3 separate regions of the Homo sapiens genome follow, and regions 1 and 2 are each linked to region 3. The links are chromatin loops, found by intact Hi-C in ENCODE. Cell type or tissue: MCF 10A. All regions are shown on one strand. Each heading gives the region's core, and the rest is flanking DNA. Links, peaks and the distances in the headings are about the cores only. Region 1 has its middle 23 kb from the start of LINC02344. Region 2 has its middle 110 kb from the start of LINC02344. Region 3 has its middle 94 kb from the start of RFC3.

Region 1 (5,776 bases), core at 1,526-4,025, 410 kb after region 3:
TGAAAGAGATTGACCAGATGCTCAGATCAGAGCATACTGAATATTCCTGCTAATCTTTCTCTCTTCAGTGGAAGGATTTGATGAATTTGATGAAGTGGAAAAGTGAGATTTTGCCAGGAGCTTTCACGTGCTGAATCAAATTTCTATAGTTTTTACTTCACATTTGTGCTACAAAGACAGGTATCTGAGGGGAACTGTGTTTTAATGACAGTAAGCTCATTTTAGTTTACATTACTGAAGATGAGCATCTGTCTGTTCCTTGACAAAGTATTTTGCAAAGTGTTTTCTGTTATTTCTCTCCAAGGATGTTACAGAGGACACACATCATCCAGATCTTATGTACATTATAACTTCCAATGAAAAAGTGCACTCTTCCTAACTTTTTTTTAAAAAAAGTGTTTGTGTGTCATTTGTTTTGGCTTTGTCTCATTCTATAACCTAAATAATTCTTAGTCAACCACATGTACTCTCCATAGATTATATTATCAGGTACAGAGATTATAAAATACATCACTTCCAGTCTTAAGAACTTGATTGCTCATTATTAAATAGGTGGAATAAAGCACCAATGCAAGCTAGTACTGGGGAAGGAACCCAGCTGTGGTGTTCTAACAGACATGGGTTTGAATTCTGGCTCTACTGCTTAGTTTTCTGGTCATTTCTTTGTCTGTAGCATAGGGATAATAATACTGATCTCATTAGGTGCTCGGTTGTGTTATTGGTTGTTATAAGAATTAAATGAGACATTGGTTTCATTCACTTATCAAATATTTATGAAATGTCTGCTATATGCATAAAAATACTTAACAAAGAGCCTAGAATATGGTATTTAATCGCAGTTGCAATTATTTTGGCTTTTCTTCCATGTCTTGATTCAGATAACTGGCCTTCTGCTATAATCCCTTATGCCAAAGTCCTTATCCTGATAACACATCTAAGCATTTCGTCATTGCCCATGACATTCCTACCACCGTGGCTGTAGTCCTGCTCCAAATCACTATTGGTGCCCAGGAGTAACTGTTGACTCTTGCCTGCTTTGTCTGTTGCCCTTGAGTTAGCCATCACTGGGTTTTGCCCACTATGGAGTTTCTCTGATGCCACTATCTCTGCTGGACTTTGGGTACCTATCCAGTTCTTATCCCTCAGCTTGGGCTTGGCCTGACAGCTACCATAATTAGATTTGCTCTTATCTCATTCCTTGGAGAGGGGTCTCTCTCCAGGTGCCAGCCCTTACCGGTATTCCTCCTAATGTCACAGTTAACTATGCCACATCTAGCTCTAAGGATTCACGCACTGATGGCAGGGTTGACTTACTGATGGCAGTTACAGATGGCATGTGACCACAGCCATGTGTGTGATGGAGATACATGGAAAAGGATGAAAGTACCTAACTATCATATCAAAAATATAATTATAGAAAAGATGGAGATTAGCCCAAAGAAGGTCAGAGAGTATTTTAAGGGGGTGCAACATGGTATCTGTAAATGCTTGGGAAAAGACGATGATGAGTTGTTTTGCTAGGCAAAAGTAAGAGGTTTCAAAAAAGGTCAGGTAGCTATGAAGTCAGTCAGCTAAGGAGAGTTTAATGATTGCCCTAGAGTAAGAGGACTTGGATTAGAGTATTGGCTCTGCTATTTATTATCATTATGATCTTGGTCATTTCTAGTCTGTCAACATCAGTTGTATTACTCATTTAATAAAGTGAAGGAGTGGAATTGTGCTACATGCAGCTGAAAAACATCAGCTTGGGGTTCTGTGGGAGCCAACAAATTAGAGAAAGGTGGAGTTGGGACAAGTGGATTGTGGGATGCTTTCCAGAAAAGAGGATTCTCAAGAGAATGTTTAAATCTAGGTAGAAATTCACCAGAGAATGGAGAAAAGGGAAGATGCTCTGGCAAGGGTCAGCATCATATGCGAACTTTCAGGCATGAAAGATTAGCAAGTTGGAAGAGAAAGAATTAGGACCATGGATGCCAAATCAGGGTGGCTGAAGGACATACAAATGGAAATATTTAATGGGATTGGTGGCTTCTGCTTATTGAGTTCCTGTTAATTTTTAATTAATAAAGCAAGCATTAATTAATGCTACATTGTAATAAAATTTCCCCTTGGATAACACATTTTTTTCATTCCAAATATCCTGTTTACTAAAAGCAGATATCTACAGCAATGCACTCATGATAAATTTTAAAAATTCCCATCAGTAATACTTTAAATAATGTTTACTTTTACTGGATGCTTATACAATTTCTATTTGTGTGTGTCCCCAACAATCTACAGTCTTTCATATCCAACAGCAAAACTGGCCATTCTCTGAAGAGATTAAAAGCAAATTATGGGCTTGGATTCAGAACTTCAGTTCCGCTAACTAGGATCCAAATGTTCTGGAACTCATCACAGTTGGCTTAGAATTGTTATCACCTAGGAACAATGTTATTACTTAGGAAAAGAGTTCAAGTAGAACCCTGGTAAATCTGGCTCAACAAATGGACCGTGCTTTATGGAATTTTTGTTGTTTATTATTACAAATGTTGTTGTTACTTTGATCTGAATAAGATGTTCTAAAATAAAATTTGTCTCTGTGTCCAACAACAGGTCCTGGCATACTCAATCAGCAGAGTTTCTGTTTGTTTTGATTTGCAAAGGAAAGCCATGTTGCCACATGTCTACTCAAATAAATTACCACCACCATCTACACTGACTCATTTAGAAGGAGCAAGTCCACAAAGCAAAAATTATAATATATATTAGAAAGTATTCATGCCAAACACATTGAGAATGAACAAATGTCTCATTTTTCTCCTTGTTTTAATGATACCATCTTTTGACTTTTACCTGCATCCCGAGTCAAGCACAAATGTGGAAATGTAGAGTCACGCAAAATGAGAGGATGGGGGTGGGGTGAGGGCAGAAAAGGCCGGAGAAAAGGGGTGGAGCAGGAAAGGCATGGGTTAGTTTCTCTAGATAGGAATATAGGCACAAAACACCCCTGACAAGGGAATTTCAACTTGAAAGACTATCTTCCCCAGCTAGGTGGCATCTAGAACCCAGGATTGCCATTCAGAGAAAAGGAAAAAGAAAATAAGAGGAACAGGAACATAACGTTTTGTCCCTAGGACACAATGACTTGTTTCTCTTTAATAAATGCATGGGTTTAAATATGGAACCTTGTATTTTATAGTCAAAGCAAATGAAACCCTAAGATAAACAGTAAAAATGTTTGTTGATTACATGTTACTGCAGCTTTTATGTATATTGTGTAAAACAAAACATGGATATTTCATGAAATGCTTCAAGCACAACTTTCTAAGGAGAAACAACCATTTGTTCTGACACGAACTGCATATCCAATAGGTGACAAATCCTGTAGCATTAACTTTTTTTCTTATAGAAACAGCATTAAGTGTTTTTTGGGAAATGAAAGAATTACACTTTCCCTACCTCTCTGCCCCCTGCTTTAACATAGAACTTACTGGATAATCCACATGCAAGAAAAGCATCTCTTGCCTACCAAGGTGCTTCCCACCTATGCTGAGAAAGGACTTGGCCCTGCCCTTGGCCTCATCTTCTCTCACGGCTGCCTGCCTCCTCTGAGCCATGAGCTCTTGAATGTCTCAGCCTTTGTGCTTTCATCTCTGTATCCCAGAACCAAAAAGGAGCCCACTAAATATTCCGTTTTGACTCAATGAACAGAGAGATGGATAACTTCAGACTACAAGTGATGAAATACGTAAATAAGATTACAACTAAAATATATAGTTTACAAAGCACTTTTAATAATCTGATTTATACTCAAAATCATGGTATAAGGTAAACATCTCCTATCTGCATTTTGCAAATAAAGAAACAGAAGCTCAGAGAGATTAAGTAGGCTTCCCAAGAGCACAGCTGATGAAGTTGGCGAGTTGGGATTTGAACCCAGTTCTTTCCTAAAAATCCATGTCATATGCCATAAAATGATGTTTTGGTCAACAATGGACCACATATATGATAGTGTTTCCATAAGATTATAATGGAGCTGCCCTATACAGGTGCACTCTTTTTATCTTTTTATTTTTAGTTTTATTTTTTTGAGACAGGGTCTCACTCTGTTGCCCAGGCTGGAGTGCAGTGGTGCAATCATGACTCACAGCAGCCTTGACCTCTCTGGCTCAAGAGATCATCCCGCCTCAGCCTCCCGAGTAGCTGGGACCACAGGTGCATGCTACCACACCCAACTATTTTTTTTTTTTTTTTTTTAAGAAATGGTGTCTTATTATGTTGCCCAGGTGGGTCTCAAACTTCTGGGCTTAAGTGATCCTGCCTTGACCTTCCAAAGTGCTGGGATCAAAGGGGTGAGCGACCTCACCCAGCCTATCTTTTATACTGTATTTTTACTGTACCTTTTCTATGTCTAGATGGACTTAGATACACAAATACTTACCATTGGGTTACAGTTGCCTGCAGTATTCAGTACAGTAACATGCTGTGCAGGTTTGTAGCCTAGGAGCAATAGGCCATACCAGATAGCCTGGGTGTGTCATAGGTTCTACCATCTAGGTTTGTTTGCAAACTGTGATGCTCGCACAATGATGAAATTGCCTAAGGACACATTTCTCAGAACATGTCCCCATCATTAAGTGATGCATGACTACTTTCTACTACATCCTGCTGCCTCTGAGAAGTATTATACACAATGAGTAGAAGGTGAAAAGATTATATATTAAAATTCAATATATATATTGAATTTTATTCAAGGTGAATAAGAAAGCAGTCTGTTTTCAAAAAGTTCAGAATATTAATGATATTTCATGAATGCCCACATTCATTTAGTTTGTTATTTTTTTATAATAAAGGAGAAGAACCAGCAATGCAAGTTTTATATCGCAAGAGAGTTGGCAGTGTTTTATTAACCTTCCTGCTCAGTTGCCTTCAATGATATAATTACTGCTATTTATCAGTCTGTGCAGTTTTCCTGAATTACAGCCTAGAGTTGTGTAACTTTCACTTATAAAGAAGAAGGCTGGAGGGTGCAAAATATTCTATTATAATCCTATGAAAATATTTTGTAAAATATGTTTCCCTTTTGCAATCCCCTAATTATTTCTTTTCCTGCAGTCTTGTCTTAAACTCATTGACAGCCGGAAGAACCACCAGCACCTTTGCTAGCAAAGGGGGAATTAGGGCCATCAATGCATCCAGGAGGGTGTCAGCAACGTGGTCTCCCAAGAACCAAGTGAGCAACAGCTGCCTGCTGCCGTCTAACTTGCAGTTGAAAAGAACTCAGTGTGGCCCTGTATTCCTAACTATCCAAACACTGGGAAGAAGAAAGCCTTTGCAAGTCATTATTCTCTATATATACATCCACTTTCTTCTCTTAGGAGAGCATGATGTCAATAGACCCTACATAAAAGTTGTAAAAAATGAATCAGAGATAGATCATTCACAGAGCTAGATCTAGAAATGTGATTCCATATGAAGGAAAAACACACAGGAACAGGTGGGTCAGAGCTTAAGAACACATATTTTCCCCATCCCCAATCCCTCTCTTGGAGGTAAACCTTTGACTCAGAAGAGACTCTTTCTGTACCATACATTCATTCCCAGTGGAGATTATCAGTATTTCCTGCTGTCTTTTCTGCTATAATATTATGTGCAGTCTAAGAAACGTTGCAAATTCTACAAAACTGTGGCAAATGTCCTGAGTGGGACTAGGAAATCCTGAACACAGGGCAGTTGTTACAGATTACCAGTGCTTTATAGGGTTCTCATTCAGTGTACAGTATTTGAATGAAAC
Region 2 (5,776 bases), core at 2,239-4,738, 280 kb after region 3:
GACTTTTTGAAATTTTTTACTGTTACATTATAATCATTTTTGGAGACAGGATCTCACTCTGCCAGCCAGGCTGGAGTGCAGTGGTGGGAACACTGGCTCACTGCAGCCTCAACTTCTGGGGTTCAAGTGATCCTCCTGCCTCAGTCTCTCTAGTGGCTGGGATTACAGATGTAAGCTATCACACTGGCTAATTTTTTCTATTTTTTTTGTAGAGACAGGATCTCCTCATGTTTCCCAGGCTGATCTCAAACTCACTGCCTCAAGTAATCCTCCCACCTTGGCCTCCCAAAGTACTGGGATTACAGGCATGAGCCACTGCACCTGGCCTGCAAATTACCCTTAAATGTAACTCAAAGGAATTTACTGCTAATTAAGAAGGAACTGAAGCCACCCAAACATGGTTTATGCTATCTGTGGTCTGTGATAAATGGCAAAACTACAGTCATGTTTTTTCCATGAGAATTATCCATGAGATAATTCTAATAGTTATCCATGAATTATCCATGAGATAATTCTTACAGTTCTAGAGTTCTTGGATCTCCAATATAGACCACTTACCTGCTCCAAGCCACCTACACAACAGAAAGGGTTAAGCACCTAGCATAGTGCTAGAAATGTGTGTATCTATATACTGACTAAGCACTCGGCAAATGTTTAGTGAATACAATACCCAGAGAAAACCCACTGGTGGTCGAGAGACACGTGATCTAACTATACTGACATCAGTGAATAAGTGACATCATTTCACATCTGCTCCAAAGTGTACCCTTCCTTCATGTTTATAGAGCTAACTATAATCTCAGGATTATTAGGTGAGTATGAATAATTATCCCCCCAATAGGAGCAGTTTTCTAAAATTGTCTATCCATAAGTCACATTTTGGATTTTAGAGATATCTTCTTTTTTTTTTTTTTTTTTTTTTGAGACTGAGTCTCGCTCTGTTGCCCAGGCTGGAGTGCAGTGGCACAATCTCGGCTCAGCTCACTGCAGCCTCCATCTCCTGGGTCCAAATGATTCTCCTGCCTCAGCCTCCCAAGTAGCTGGGATTACAGGTGCACATCACCACGTCCAGCTAATTTTTGTATTTTCAGTAGAGACGGGGTTTCATCATGTTGGCCACGCTGGTCTTGAACTCCTGACCTAGTGATCCACCCACCTTGGCCTCCGAAAGTGCTGGGATTACAGGCGTGAGCCACCACACATGGCCGAGACATCCTCTTAATGTGTTATATTGCTAAGTTCTAAAGAGTTTCTATTTGGATTTCCAAACAGAGGGGTTTGAAGTAGGAAGCAGCAGGAGGTTCAATATACGGGGTTGCAATAGAGTGTGTGCTTCTAGTGTTTTTTTTTTGGGGGGGGGACCCTTTTTATTAATTGTTATGAAATTCACTTAACATAAAATTTATCATCCTAACCAATTTTTTTTTTTTTTTTGAGACAGAATCTCGCTTTGTTGCCCAGGCTAGAGTGCAGTGGCACTATCTTGGCTCACTGCAAGCTCCACCTCCTGGGTTCAAGGCATTCTCCTGCCTCAGCCTCCCGAGTAGCTGGAACTACAGGCACCTGCCACCACGCCTGGCTAATTTTTTGTATTTTTAGTAGAGACGGGTCTTCACCGTGTTAGCCAGGATGGTCTCATCTCCTGACCTTGTGATCCGCCCGCCTCGTCCTCCCAAAGTGCTGGGATTACAGGGGTGAGCCACTGCGCCCAGCCCATCCTAACCATTTTTAAGTGTACAGTTCAGTGGTATTAAGAACATTCAGATTGTTATGCAACCAACCCCACTGTCCATCTCCAGAACTCTTCATCTTGTAAAACTGAACTCTGTACCAATTAATCAATAACTCCCTATTCCTTCTTGCCCTGGCCCCTGGCATCCTGTGATTTTAAGTGAAGATTATTATGTTAAAATATTGCTATATAATCCATAAAGAAGAATATGTTCACCATCACATTTATGAATGTTTTACAATTAATATATTATGGAAAATGGGTGTTATGTATTCATTTTTTGCCTCATCAATTTTCCTGGGAAATGAGGGCCCCTATGCCTCTGCTTCTAATGTTTCATGTACTACTAAAATGGTAGATACATGAGGGGCTCATTTTTAATATCTCTAACATCTTTGAACTTCAGTAATATTTTTCAAATATTTTTCATTTTTCAAAACACTAACTTTTGTTGCTTTAATTTCAGATAATTAGTTTCTCCTTTTATCTCATCATGATACCTCGCACTTGAAATGTTCCTATTCTGTATACATTCATATATTCATCAAATTCAAACTCTGTTTACCTTTTAAATATTCTACATTTAGGACAAGATAATACTTGGCCATACTTTTGTCAAATATTCTCTCTGGAATTCCTATTTCAGTTGGGTTGCATTGATTTATTTTGAAATCAAGTAATCTGACTTTCAGTTATTGTGCCAAGGATTATTTATTATTATTATTATTAATGTATGAGTAGCTCTGTTAGCACTCCATCTCAAGGTGTGGCTGAGAAAGCATACTTCTGTGTTTTGTTTCCTTTTCAAGCCGTGAGGCTTAAATTTTTCGGCAGCAATTGCTCTTAGTTCGTAAGTGAGAATTTTTAAACAGCTGAAATGGAAGAATTCTACTGGGTTATTTCTAATTTACATGATTGTCAGAACATTATTGTATTTAGAGAATAATGCTTAATGTTTTATTATGTTCAAGTAACACAGCTTATTTTACTTTCTAAGTTTACTCTGTTTCTTATTCCAGGTCAAATAGTCATTAAATATATTTGCTTCCAGACCAAGTCAGAACCACTGATATTAGTTTAAAAATATGGAGGGATCTTTTCTCCTCTGTGTGTCACAAATGTCTGAAGTTGCACCATTTATTAAAATGAAATGAAGTTCTTTTATTGGTGTTTATTGTCAAATGATGTCCCTTTCATATGTGAATATCCTTGGGAAAAGTGGATCTTATTGTCACTTACCAACTCTTTTGTGGATTTGCTTTTTCCCGGGGCAAGTATGAGCACAGGCGTAGAATATAGGGAGAAACACAAACAATGGGATGGGAAGGAACTGTGGTATCAAGGACAAAGCTTTAACTGCATCATCATTTTGCCTCTTTCCTGACTGACTCTTGTAGAATACTGTGTACCTGATACTTTGAAAAAGTTAATAATCGTAAGCATCTGTTTTTCCGAATTTCCTTCACAATAATCAACCAATATTTACTGTATACCTTTTCTCTGCTACACTTGGGGCTCAGGACATCCCCTGAATTTTTGTACTTACTCCTCAAAGCAACCCCATTTTACTGATGAGGAAATGAGGCTTAGAGAAATGTGGTCACTTTTTTAAGGTCATATGGCTAGGAACTGTCTTTCTGATTGCTAAACATATTATCTTAACCACAAAACTGTATTTATTCTTAGAGTAATGAGGAATCATTGAAGGATTTTAAGAAGATTGAAGTGATCACATTGATTTTGAAGGAATCACACTGGCTGAGAATATAGATTGGAGAGAATTAAGACTAGAATCGGACTAAGAAGTTAGGAAACTATTGCAATTTTCTAGGTATTACCTGAATGTTGCCCAGGAGGTGGCAGCAGGGATGAAAAGAAGCAGATGGATTCAAGCAACATTTGGAAGTAGGCTTCAGCAGGATGTAGTGAGGACAGGAAGGAGTCATGGGTGATCTTTGAGTTTCTGATTTGAGCAAACAGGTAGATGGAAACACCATTCACCAAGACAGAGGGAACATAGACAGGGGATCTGTATGTGTGTGTGGACAAGGAGGTGGAGGAGGAGGTGGGAGGGGAGGAGAGGACGTTGAGTTTTGGACACAGAGTTTGAGGTGTCTGATGTGAAATGTCCAAAGGCAAATGTGCAATCAACAGTTTGTTCTTGGCCAGTCACGGTGGCTCATGCCTGTAATCCCAGCACTTTGAGAGGCCGAGGTGGGCGGATCACTTGAGTTCAGGAGTTCGAGACCAGCCTGGCCTTGGGTGACAGAGTGAGACTCTATCTTAAAAAAAAAAAAAAAAAAAAAAAAAATCGCTGTTTTCCTGGAGCTCAAGGAAAGAGACCTAAGTTGGAGATCTAAACCTGAAGGTTATCAGAATATGGATGGAAAGTACATGAGATCACCCTGGAAGAAGGTGCAAAGTGAGAAGGGAAGAAGGGCCAGCACCCATCCCTAACAAGACAAAATAAAACTTAAGTAAATGAAATCAGCATATAAGAAGGGCACAAGCAAAAGGAGAGCCCACCAAGAAAATGATACGGAACAAGCAGAGGGGTAGAAAAGACAGCAGGGACAGCATGGGATTCAGAAGGCCAGAAGGATAAAGTTGCAGAAGGAAGGAGTAGTCAGCTGAGTTAGGGCCTGTGATGTCACTGAGAGACACAGTGACGCAGGGCCTGGCTTTAGCACTAAGGAGACTATTGGTGGCACCAGGGCCCTGGAGCAGTGGATTAAAACTAGACTTTAGTCTTCTTCTCAGTTACTAAATAGACACATGGTATCATGTAAATCTTTTTTTTTTTTTTTTGCCTCGTTCTGTCGCCCAGGCTGGAGTGCAGTGACACGATCACGGTTCACTGCAACCTCTGCCTCCCAGGCTCAAGAGATCCTCCCACCTTAGCCTTCCAAGTAGCTGAGACTACAGGCACATGCCACCATGCTCGGCTAATTTTAAAATTTTTTTGTAGAGCAGGGTGTCTCGCTATGTTGCCCAGTCTGATTTCGAACTCCTCGGCTCAAGCCTGGAACTCCCACCTAGGCCTGCTGAATTGCTGGGATTACAGGCATGAGCCACTGCACAAGGCCTGTATTGTATAAATCTTTACTTAAGTCAGAGAAAAATACATTTAATGCGTCTTCCCCATGAATGAGTATTTTGATGACTTTTATGATTCCTGATGATTTGTGTAGTTCCTAAAATCATTCAATCTTCATGCCTCAGTTGGCATTTTATTTTCATTTCTGGAGGCCATTTGATTCTAATTTTACAATCTTATTTTTTGTCTCAAACTCAATATTCTTCACAAAAGTGGTATAATTTTGAGATATTAAGAGTGATACTGTTTTTTTACAGGTGCTCTCTGATAACAGACCCAAAGAAAGAGTGGGTAAGTCTCCCTGAGAAAATGTTTTCCTGTTTATGTATAAAAGTTGTTTGGAGAGCTTTGCCTCATCCCTATAAATTTAAACATGCCATAAGTGTTGCTGAATCATGGATGCAAAGTTGATGGATACAGTATGATGTTAAATCAGAATTTGACCTGCATTTTGAAAATTGGAAAAGTTCATTGGGTTTTCTCTGGTCCTCATGCAGCCATGCTGCTGAGTTTATCTCCATTTTGTAAAGTTGATTTTACACAGAAAGAAGTTGCTTTGCATAACCAGTCTTTATCTTGAAATGTACCTTGTAAGTTAAATAGGAATTAAATAAAAGATTGCACCTTTACTGAAACATCTGCTTCGAAGGTAAGGCCTCTTGAAAATAAGGCATATATGAGGGTAGTGGTTTATTTGTATAGCTTTTGTATTTGGAAATGTTCTGTATAAATCTGAATACTTGGCAGCTTTATTTGTGGAATCTTATTTTAATGACTATGTAAACTAACAGCTAACCAATCTTGAATCACCACTTCTTACCAACTCTTTAGCAGCTGTTGTTGTACTTTTCATTTGAATAGTCATTATGGATAAGACATTCTGAAATCTCCATATCAGTCCTCACTTCATACGGTCATTTACATGCTTATACATAGAAAGGAACCCC
Region 3 (5,776 bases), core at 2,127-4,626:
ATAACTTAGACTATGGAGCTAGTGTGAAAAGCTCTAATGGAAACACATAATGGCTTAACAGGGGTGATTATATTGACTTTAATTCCTTTCTGTCATTTTGTCTTCTTGTTTATCACATATATAACACTTCAGCGTATAAATAAGAAAAAAAAACCTAGTTCTGAAAATTGCCTCTAAAAGCATAATGTTGAAGATTTGGGAAAATAAAACATAGTAGTTAACGTAAAATAGGCACTTGGAAGCAAGAGGTTGCAATTCTAACTCTAAAACGTTTTTCCTATGTGACACTGTCAGAACCAAGTTAGGACAGGGCTGTGTTATTACATCCATTTTGTGGTTATCCAACTTCGGTGATTTTTTTTTTTTTTTTTGACAGAGTCTCGCTCTGTCACCCAGGCTGGAACGCAGTGGTGCAATCTCAGCTCACTGCAACCTCCACCTCCCAGGTTCAAGTTATGTTACCATCTATTAGGGACTAAATTGTGTCCCCTCTAAAATTCCATGTGTTGAAGCACTAACCCTAGGGTGACCATATATGGACATAAGCTTTTCAAAGTAATTAAGGTTAAATGAAATCATAAGGGTGGGGTCCTAATCTGATAAGACTGGTGCCCTTATAAGAAGAAGAGACACCAGCGTTCTCTCTGTCTCTCCATGCTTACAGAAAAAAGACCATGTAAGGACATAGCAAGATGGTGACCATTTGCAACCAGAAACCAACCCTACTGGCACCTGGATGTTGGATTTCTATCCTCCAGAACCTGTAGAAAATAAACTTCTGTCCTGTTCTTTTCTTTCTTTCTTTCTTTCTTTCTTTCTTTCTTTCTTTCTTTTTTTTTTAGAGACAGGGTCTCACTCTGTCACCAGGCTGAAGTGCAATGGCGCGACCTTGGTTCACTGCAATCTCCACCTCCCGAGTTTAAGCGATTCTCCTGCCTCAGCCTCCCAAGTAGCTGGGATTACAGGTGTAAGCCACCACGCCTGGCTAATTTTTTTGTATTATTAGTAGACACAGGGTTTCACCATGTCGGCCAGGCTGGTCTCGAACTCCTGACCTCAGGTGATCCACCTGCCTTGACCTCCCAAATTACTGGGATTACAGGTGTGAGCCACCTTGCCCGGCCTAAACTTTTGTTCTTTAAGCCTCCCAGTCTGGGGTATTTTGCTGTGGCAGCCCAAGCAGACTAATACACAACCCAATTAATAAACACTAATAGTGTCTAAAATTATTCCACCATTCTAGAAAATTATTATTTTTTCATTATCCACAGTCATTGCTTTGTCCTGTGACAAAAAAGCCATGTAGCTGGAAGCCATCTGGGTGGCAGTACAGAATTAAGAGCCACTAGAAATTAAGTCCATACTCTCCCTGGAACTCAAATTCTACCAAAAAATAAATTTTAAGTGAAAGTCTAATGGAAGGAAGAAGAACATTTGGAGCAAGTGTGAAATCAACATTCTGCTCCAGGTAGGCACCATTTGATGGGGAGTGATCCTGAGTGCAGGGTTGGGGAACGGGGTGGAACTTTCCTTTGTGCACAGAACTGGGACTAGAAAACAGTGATTAGGAAAGCAGTCAAGTGACTGATAAGTACACAAATGGAATAGCCCTTGGGAGTTTTTGAGATTGCGTTTGTTTGAAGAAAAGAAGAGCATTTTCTTCATATTGATATGACATTGTATTTGCCAACTGGTATTTACTAGAAGCCCTCCAAGTTCATGATTCACACCTGAACATTCCACATTCTTTAAAATTGTAGTGCACCCTTCATAACTATATATTTAGTATTTTTATAAATTAGATTACAATTTAATTGGAGAATACAATATCAGAAAAATTATCCAAAACTTAGAAATATTGCCTAATCAAATGTGCTACTTGTCTGGCCTTCCACAAGAAAGCACATGAGGAACTAAGACATAATTTTTCCTTCTTATTTGTAAAGTCTAATTCAAAGTTATTAGCTCAGCACAGTAAATATACGTGCTAAAGACTGGGTGAACAATGGCAAATAAACTTTGAAGACCAAATCCTCTTTTACAACTAAAAGTAACATTACTGAGCTTTCTGCAGGATTTTCTGGGTAAGTTTTTCTGCATGGCCAGCCCCAGCAAGGCCCCGAATGCCTGGTTTGCTACTTTCTAATCCTGTAACTTCTCTTCCCATAATAATGTGTAGCTTGTAAGGCCTTAGCTCAATTTTCCAGATGATTTCAGAGACAAAGAATTGCTGATTTGTTACACTAATCTTGACATTTCAAATTACAACTGGAAATAATCTTCCTTAATTAGTCATGTTCTTTCTGTTGAAAATATCAGACATTTGACATATTTGTTTAGCAAATATGTCGATTTTCTGGTCTTTATGGTCTTTCAGTCCCATGTTGATATTCACATATTAAATTTTTAGCTTGCTCCACAGCAAAGATGCAAATATATATGTGCATATGTATATTATATATGTACACATATAGTATATGAATCTACAACCATGCTTGGGGAATACAAGGTATAATATGAATATTATATATATATTCATATATATCTATATATATTTATATATGTGAATCTACAACTATACTTGGGGAAAACAAAGACTTTATCCAGGCTCACCCAGAATGGTTATGAGAAAGTGAAACATTCTTTTCTTCCCTTAATAGGCAAATACATAGTTTAAAAGCTACCTCCCCAAATATGGGAGAATCTTTAGAGAAAGTGTTAAATCACAATAGCATTAAATGTACATTTACTATCAAGTCTTTTGCAATAAAAGCTGACATTAACTTTTTCTCTACAATATTTACTATAGCACTGTGCTTACCCAGGCTTTTATTAATATATGTTTATTTCTGCATTTCCATTTCTCAGCTACCTTTTATATTTTAAAAATTACAGAATTTATAGAAGAAAATTGTAGGCTGATAACAAACAAAAAGGTTTTTCGAAATGGCTAGCATTTGCTCCCAGCAGGGAAAGTAAAGGAATAGTTGCTGTATCCTGAGCCACCCATCCCGGCCCAAGTCTTTGTCCTGCTGAAGTGGTAAATTCTCCCAGAAACGCAACACAAGGTGGTGCTGTTGTATTTATCCTAAACCAGCTGCCAGCCTGGCCACTTAGGCTGTCGGTTTGATCTGAAAGTGGTAGGTGTGTACCAAAGGCATGGGTTTTGCATATGTAGATGTTTACAGTGTAGTCCTCCTTTCAGATAAGAAAAGATAAATAGAAGAAGGAGGAAGAGAGTAAGTTTCTCCACACATGGAAGCTTCTGGAGAAACTGTCTTAAAAAAAAAGAAAGTGCATGGGTTCCTTTTGTTACTAAATTATAGGAGCATGGAAAGTTAGGGCTAGAAGAGATAAAACATTATCTAGCCCATCTTCCTATCTTCAGAGAGGATTTCATTTATAAATTATCAGCCAGTTAAACTTTTTCTTTTGGTTTTAAAATTTTCCAGGGAGGGAGATGCCACTTGCTCCCCCAGCAAATCAATACTCCCTAGTGTTGGGAAATTGTTGTGGACATATGTGCACTTCCTCTTGTTCTGAATCCAGAGGGTATGGGAAGGATTTGATCAGCAGATGTGCCTAGTGAATGAGAAGCACACAAAAAAAAAATGAATTACAAGTCAGGGCTCTGGATTCCTCTCCCTCACTTGCTTAGCTGGGACAAGGTGGGCCTCAGATTTTGCATCTGGAAAACAAAGAGATTGGACTAACATCAGTGGGTTTCCACAAATGGCTGGATCTCAAAATCACCGGGGAAGCTTTTTAAAAAAATACAGATTCCAGGGCCTTGCCTATAAATTTGCTCAGTCAGAAAATCTAGGGCAGGGCCCAGAAATTGCACTTAAAAAAAAATCCAAAAGAACTGTTTTCCTTGGAAAACATTTTTCTTGTCTGAAGACATGGAAATTAGCTAAAAATGTGTAGGCAGGCAGCCCAGCACAGATCTAATGACTGGTGCATAGGTACCACTAGATTAAATAACTCTTAAATCCCATCTGATTTTATGATTTTCCAGGTATCCTTAAAACAAAAGCCCTTGAAAAATAGAAGTGAATTATCCCAGATCTAAAGAATTTCCTCTTGAATCATATTCCCAAGCCTTTGAGTAATCTGCAGTATGGATTTACAGCAAGATGTTTTCTAAATTTTTCAAGCACATGAAATTGGGAAGTCCAGGAATATTATTATAGTAAAGAAAATCCAATAAAGTCCTTGTGTTCAGTCCAATGCCTACACGCTATTCTATTTTCTGGTTACTGTAACTATGAATTAGTTGACAGTTATGAAAATAGTATTTGGACTCTTTCACTTTCATTTTTATAAAACTGGAAAGTTAAAAAACTAGTCAAGTACTTGGCCCATGTATAAATAGATAAGTCACATACTGGCAAATTGAGCTGTATAAAAGTTACTTACACAGACAAAAATGTCTCTAAAGTCTCTATGTAAAACGTTGGCTTTCTGACTCTGAGACTGTCTAGTATCAATGTGAAATTCAGTAACAATGCAATTCAGATTCTTATACCTCAAATGTCTCATTTGAAAGAATCAGATAATTGAAGTATCATTTGTTTATTCTCGTTTATAGTATCAAGGTAAATAATTCTGCCTTCCATTTCCCCTTGCTAATGTAATGTGACCTCAATGTTACATGTTACTAAGTAAATCAATTAGGAGATTTGGCCTGTGTATGTGACTCTTGCAAATGGGTAATTACACCATCAAATAGAAACTTATACACTCTTTGCAAGCCAGTCTTGAAGTCACTTCCAAATAGTTGGTTCTCATTATTTGTACTTTAAGAGCCATTTACAGGTCTAATTAAATTGTTTCTCAGGAATATAAAGATCAATGTTTCCAACCTCATGAATTGAATATATAAAAGAATGCATGAGGCCCAAATTAGCATTTCGTTTATTAAAATAAGTCAGTGTTGGAGCTGAAATCCATTAAATGACTTTAAGTAATCTGTCTGTTAAAGCTTTCAAACCACCTCTCAAAATCTGGCCCAGCTACCACCATTTATCAGTTACAAATTTCCATATTCCTCTGCTGCTCAATCATGCTGTACTAAATTATCTCTGAGATCATGTCTTGTGATTCTCATACAGTAATAACATCTGCATTTCCTGGATTTTCCATGAGCTGTGTCATCCTTTCAAGATTGTTCAAGAACATGTTTGTTCCTTTTATCAGAAGGACAGCAGCACTGCAGATCTTTTCCTACCAAGAGTCCCAAGCTCCACTGAATAAAAATAGCCTTGTGTCCTTTGGAATGCTCTGAACCACTTGGGGAAAAAGAATGTCTGTCATCGAATCACTATCATTTGTAATGTCCTCTCCAAAAGAAAGCCAAGGGGGAAAAATGCTAGAACTATTTGTGACCTCATGAAATACAAAAGAAAATTTACTTAGAACAATACAGCTTTTCTTTATTGTATAGTCCCCACTTCTTTGAACCACACCAATTTTTGGTACCAAACTTTGTTCCTCTTGTGTACAGGCTCTGAGCATGAGGAAATCAGTTGATGTCTCAGTAGTTGGTGCTTTGATAAGCAGATAACCTGTTTTGAACAAGGTTTATCTGCTTTCACTGCCATTACTACTGCTGTCTCCCAAAGACTCAGGATGCCTTCTCCTTGGAGACAGAAAACTTCATTCCTTATTTACCCACAACCCCTATTCAGTGTTGTTATTGAACTGTAGACTACAATGAAAGATTGCAATTCTTCAGTCGGCTCTGTTTTAGTTTTGTCCTTAGTCAAGGTACTGA

The links. A loop is a pair of places that touch in the nucleus more often than their neighbours do. Peaks named below come from ENCODE experiments on the same cell type or tissue, not always from the same donor. Only the 100,000 strongest peaks of a DNase experiment are listed, where the experiment ranks them.
Region 1: it touches region 3 in a loop (4-fold over the local background); 2 of 110 quality-filtered maps call a loop at or near these places.
Region 2: it touches region 3 in a loop (3-fold over the local background); 3 of 110 quality-filtered maps call a loop at or near these places.

Annotation. Positions count from the first base shown.
Region 1 is chr13:33,309,593-33,315,368 of GRCh38, reverse strand. It overlaps a transcript of STARD13 not described here. Among named protein-coding and RNA genes, the nearest start is that of LINC02344, 23 kb to the left of the region's middle. In MCF 10A, for the core only: a CTCF peak has its summit at 3,045; no DNase peak of the experiment used is centred there.
Region 2 is chr13:33,439,035-33,444,810 of GRCh38, reverse strand. It overlaps a transcript of STARD13 not described here. Among named protein-coding and RNA genes, the nearest start is that of LINC02344, 110 kb to the right of the region's middle. In MCF 10A, for the core only: a CTCF peak has its summit at 3,556 (motif pointing right); a DNase peak (open chromatin) is centred at 3,610.
Region 3 is chr13:33,721,320-33,727,095 of GRCh38, reverse strand. No RefSeq gene overlaps it. Among named protein-coding and RNA genes, the nearest start is that of RFC3, 94 kb to the left of the region's middle. RefSeq lists a silencer at 2,982-3,151. In MCF 10A, for the core only: a CTCF peak has its summit at 3,066 (motif pointing right); a DNase peak (open chromatin) is centred at 3,095.